Linked DNA regions of Homo sapiens: region 2 is linked to region 1. The links are chromatin contacts, found by Hi-C or POLR2A ChIA-PET in ENCODE. All regions are on one chromosome and are shown on one strand. The core of a region is the stretch at or near the end of the contact, and the rest is flanking DNA. Distances in the headings are between cores, read along the strand shown. Region 1 has its middle 36 kb from the start of CXCL8. Region 2 overlaps LOC105377277 (a long non-coding RNA gene).

Region 1 (2,765 bases), core at 88-2,587:
TCAAAATTACAGTTCTTAAATCTGGGGAGGAAAGCCAACACCCTTTTGGACCATGAATACTGCCCAGAGTCCATCAGCTACTCCGTTTGGAATTTCAGCAGTTTCACAGACACAGACTCCTGCAGGCAATGCTGCAGCATCCTGAGTTGATTCATTCACTCAGTGAGCCATAAAATATGAGACAATTTCTCACACTTTGCTTCATCATTTGCTGTTTTTCAGGCCAAGATGACAACGAGCCCAGCTGAAGCTGACATCCCAGCAAATTGCATGACAAATTGCAAAGACGACTAACCCACAACCTACTCTTCTGGAAAATACAATTTAAATAAAATAATTTTAAGTGATTTTCACCTGTTTTCAAAGTACATGATACAGTTTATAAGTATTAAATTTAAAAAAAGACTAAAATGTACTTAGTGACTTTTCATCATTATTGAAATAAAATTTTATCAATTTAAAATATAGAGAAATGAAAATATGTTAATTATTTTATGGCTTTTTCCCCTTAATCTTAAAATACGATTCAGAGGTAAAGTTGTATTTGTTTTGGCTCAACATGCATTATTTACTTCAAATTAAGTATATCAAAAAGCAAAAGTGCATGCTTTTAATATTTCTCTAGTAACTTAAAGCAGATTATCAAAATTACTGTATTTATAATCTTTTGTTTATTTTACAATGATTTATGAGATTAATTAACTTAAAATCAACTGTATCCACCTTCTGGAGGCTTTATGTAAAACAAATTAAATAGACATTTTAGGCATTGAACCATAATTTTCAGTAAGCATTTCTTTGGTTTACTAATGTTTCAAATAATACAGATTATACTTTTTTTAACCTCTGAAAAAGATCATACATTTTTGTGTTTAATAAAACTGCCATGGTAAGTGCTAAGGAACATTTATTCAGTGACAGTAAAGGTATTGAAGATAAGTATGTAAGATAGGATCCATCATCTTTATATATGGAGACAAAGCTTTTGCTTCTCCACCCAAAAGTGCACACTTTGACACAATTATACCTTCAAAAAATATCCATTTTATAAAATATAAATGTATTAGGTAAGCCAAAAATAATAAATTAACATGCAGTGTACCATCAGTAAGCAATAGGTAGCTGGCTTTCTTTGGCTTATAAACATTGAGATAGCCACACAAAGTAAGTTTAAGAACAATTTTGAGACCAAGGAAAAGCAGTGCATTAAGTATTAAGCATTTATCCAGGGACAGCAACATGCATGTTTTCAGAATGTTTCTACTCAGCTCCAAAGACACCTGCACCCTGTGGTAAGCAGGACTGGGATCATTGCAAGGCCCACATTGCGGACACCATGAAGGATCACAGACTCAGTGACCTTTTTGGCACTTCTCCAAAAGCTGTGTCAACATCAAAATGTTTTGGCTTTTCCCTTCATCTCTGCCAGAGAAAATAATAACTTCCTTTTAGAACATCTAGTTCAGAATGTAGGTTAATGGAATGCTTTATCTAAACCAGCCAAATTTTCTTTTTTCAGAATGAAACCGCAGAAGTGAATATGGTTTGGAGTTACTAATCTTCATAACAAGGAAGAAGGAAGTTTGGCAAATAAAAGTTCAAAGGGATTTTTGATGAAGAAATGATTTAAATCCCCTTATTTTCCCCTGCCAAAAAAAAAATTCCACACATATTACCCTTTTAGACCTCAATTATAAAGCATTTTATTCAAAAAAGTAAAATATATGTGCATATAACCATTACCTATCTACCCACCTCTGAGATTAGCTCTATTAATATTTGATTATAATTGATTCCAATCTTTTTTAATTAAAAAATACATAGACTCTAAAGTCCCATTCGCCAGTTTTCTCTCTTCACTATTCAAATCCTGTGATGATAGTATCATTCTCTTTAGTGTTCTGAACTTTTACCATAGATTCATGTTTCTCTATATAGTATTTAGTGCTTAACATCTACGTGAATGACATTGTACTGGATGTAGCATTTTGTATTCTTTTTTACTCAGAAGTATGTTTAAAGGTTTACCCTTGTTTAACCAGTTAGATTGAGTAGTTTCATTTTAACTCTATCATTGCACTGTTTATGAATTTTACTCCTGAGGTTCAATAGTTTTTGCTATTACCAACACTGCTTCACAAGCATCCTTATAGCAATTTCTTATGTACATGGTTGAAGATTTCTCTAGTGCAGACGCAGAAGGGATAATGCTGGGGTAAGTTCTGCATATCTTCAGCTTTCACTAGATATTGCCAATTTCCAAAGTTATGTGCATTTATATTTACCCCAGCCATGTCTGAATTTCCATTTTCCCATATCCTCACCAAAATTCAGTGTTACCAGATTTACCAGTTGTTGACCATCTGATGGATATGCAATGCTATCTCATAGTGGTTTAAGTTTGATTTTTTTTGATAACTAATGAAACTAAGTATCTATTAAGTTTCTGTGAATTGCCTATTCATATTCTTGTCCATTTTTCTATTGGAGTCTGGGATTCTTTAACTGATGAGTAGCGGTCATATTTTAGATACCTGTATATTCCAAATACTTATATATTCTAAATACCTACTGCAGATGAATGAAATTTTCACTGTGTTAAGATGAATGTTAGACTGTTTAGATGACACTTTGAATTCCACTGAATCTCAATAGAAATGTTTTACAATTTATTTTACATCTATCCGGAGTGTCAAGCCTTACTGCTCAATATTATATACATGTTCTCTTATTTCAATATACTTTCATGTATCTTTTTACTTATT
Region 2 (2,865 bases), core at 304-2,803, 360 kb before region 1:
AGGATTTTTATCATAAAGGAATGTTGAATTTTATCAAATGCCTTTACCTTTATGGCATCTATTGAAATAATTATATGATTCTCATTCTCGATTCTGTTAATGTCGTGTATAACATGTATTGATTTGCATATGTTGAACCATCCTGTATCTCTGGAATGAATTCTACTTGACAATGGTAAATGAGTATTTTGCTGAAGATTTTTACATCTGTGTTCACTGGTGATATTGGCCTCTAGCTTCTTTAAAAAAAAAATGTGTCCTTGTCTGGTTTTGGTATCACAGTAACACTGGCCTTGTAGAATGAGTTTGAAAGTATTCCCTCTCTCCTCTTTAATCGTTTTGAAGTATTTGAATAGAATTGGTATTAGTTCTTTAAATGTTTGGTAGAACTTAGCAGTGAAGTTATCAGGCCGTGAGCTTTTCTTTGATGGGAGACTTTTTATTATGGCTTTGATTTCATAACTCATTATTGGCTTATTGAGGTTTTCTATTTGTTGATGGTTCAATATTGGTAGGTTGCATGTGTCCAGGAATTTATCCATTTCTTCTATATTTTCCAATTTGTTGGCATGTAATGGTTCCTAATTGTTTCTAATGATTCTTAGTATTTCTGAGGTCTCAGTTGTCATGTGTCCATTTTTGTTCCTACTTTTATTTATTTGGGTCTTCTCTCTTTTTTTCTTATTCTGGCTAAAGATGATTTGGAGCTCCTTTATATGCTGCTTGCTTCTTTTCTCTTGCTGCCATTACAGTTTTATCTTTATGCTTGATCTTTGACAGTTTGATTAGTAAATACCTTCATTAGTCTTATTTGACTAATGTGATGCTCTAAGGCCTTCCTGTACCTGAATATTTATATCTTTCTCATGTTTTGGAAAGTATTCTCTTATTATTTCTTTGAATAAGCTTTCTACCCTTGCTCCTGCTCTGCTCTCTCTTGAACATCAATAATTTTTAGATTTTGTCTTTGAGGTAATTTTCTATATCTTGTAAGTGGCCTTCTCTCATTTTCATTCTTTTTTTCTTTTCTCTCCTCTGTTTATTTTTTAACAGCCAGTCTTTGAGCTCATTGATTCTCTTCTCTGCTTGACCTATTCTGTGGTTGAGATCCCCTGAAGAGTTTCTTAGTTCAGCAAATGTAGTTCTTAGTTACAAGATTTCTGCTTATCATTATTTCAATTTCCTTGTTAAATTTCTCTGATAAATATCTGAGTTGCTTTTCTGTGTTATCTTAGAGATAACAAAGTTTCCTTAAAACAGCTGTTTTGAATTCTTGGTCAGAGAGTTCACAAATCGCCATCTCAGGAGGGTCAGTCGCTGGAACTTTGCTTTGTCTAGAAGGTTATGGTTCCATGTTTGCTGTTGTTTCTTGTGGGTATACATCTATGTATTTGTATTAATAATTATTTAGTCCAGCTTTATCTGTCTAGTTTGGTTTGGTTTTTATTGAATACAGTTGCTTATGAATCTTAACTGCCAGCTTGCTGCCTTGTTTTCGGCTCTAGATGGCGCCATAAGCCTATGTTTACCTTGACTTTTGCAAATGGCCATGGCACTGCCTGTCCCATAAGGAGGAGGACCAAAGGGATTACCCTAGCACTGTGGGAAGGCCGGCCACGGGTGTGTTCCCAGGGGACTTGTGGAACATACTTGCTACATGATTTCTACTGATTTGGCATCTCCTTTGGTCAAGTTACAAGGAGTTTTTACGGCTGAGGATGGTAGTCCTGGCTTCCCTATTTGTCTTTGCCAGCCTTCACAGACATTTCTCCCTCCAGGCAGTCACAGTGCTACCTGTGGTTTAAGGCAAAGGCAGGTCTCCTGGCAGGAAACCGAAGAAGATGGGAAAGCTGGTTGACAATCTCAATTTCACGTTTTTCAGTGCAGAAACCATGAGTTGAGGGCAGATTTTTCATACTGCTGATGCCTGGTGTAATGCAGGGAAGAGGCCTCATGGATGTAGAATCTGGTTCTCCTACCATCTGCTCAGAATGTTTCCACTTCTCTGTACCTACAGGAACTGTCTCATCCTCATACAGGATCTCTGGGTTGCTGCTGGTGAAGATCTTGCTGCTGTGTATTTCTTTTTGGTTTCTGGTGGAGGGGAGAGAAGCAAGCTTGCTTCTATGCTGCCATTTTGGGATTAGAAAACCGATATGTGAACTTTATAACTAAGAATTCAAAATAGCAATTTTAAGGAAACTCAGTGACCTACAAGATAACATAGAAAAACAATTCAGATACTTATCAGAGAAATTTAACAAGAAAATTGAAATAATAATTTAAAAATGAAACAGAAATCTTGGAACGGAGAACCACATTTGCTGAATTGAAACACTCTTTAGAGGATCTCAATAACAGAATGGGTTAGAGAAAAGAATCAGTGAGCTCAAAGACTGGCTATTAAGAAAATACAGTCCAAAGAAAGAAAAGAAAAAAACAATAAAAAGAAATGAAGGCCACCTTTAAAATATAGAAAATTACCTCAAAAGACCAAATCTAAAAATTATTGGTGTTTAAGGGGGAGCTGAGCAAGAGCAAGGGGAGAAAAGCTTATCCTAAGAAATAATAACAGAGCACTTTCCAAAACTCATGAAAGACAGAAATATCTAGATATAGAAAGGTCAGGGAACACCAAACAGATTCAACCCAAGTAACACTAACCAAGGCATATAATAATTGAACTTTCAAATATCAAAGACAAAGAGAAGATCCAGAAAGCAGCAAAAGAGTAAAATAACAAAGCAACTCCAGTTCATCTGGCAACAGACTTCACAATGGAAACCATGTAGGCCAGAAGGAAATAGGGCAGCATTAACAAAGAGAAATTGTCTTTCACAGACAAAAGCTAAGAGAATTCACCAC

Evidence for each region. Hi-C counts contacts between places; a loop is a spot of excess contacts on that map. ChIA-PET counts read pairs that join two places held with the same protein, here RNA polymerase II (POLR2A). Pooled maps may share reads with other maps.
Region 2: a loop to region 1 is called in a pooled map, with 2.3 times the contacts of the local background. The contact joins two enhancer-like sites. A Hi-C loop is called at or near these places in 4 of 50 pooled maps. POLR2A ChIA-PET finds 5 or more read pairs at or near these places in 2 of 52 experiments (BJ and PC-3).

Annotation. Positions count from the first base shown.
Region 1 is chr4:73,775,188-73,777,952 of GRCh38, reverse strand. No RefSeq gene overlaps it. Among named protein-coding and RNA genes, the nearest start is that of CXCL8, 36 kb to the right of the region's middle. Within about 2 kb of position 1,337, at least 5 of the 41 ENCODE cell types and tissues checked have a DNase peak (open chromatin) inside an H3K27ac peak, as active enhancers do.
Region 2 is chr4:74,133,084-74,135,948 of GRCh38, reverse strand. The region is part of intron 1 of LOC105377277 (a long non-coding RNA gene); the gene reads left to right. It also overlaps a transcript of MTHFD2L not described here. Among named protein-coding and RNA genes, the nearest start is that of MTHFD2L, 24 kb to the left of the region's middle. Within about 2 kb of position 1,553, at least 4 of the 41 ENCODE cell types and tissues checked have a DNase peak (open chromatin) inside an H3K27ac peak, as active enhancers do.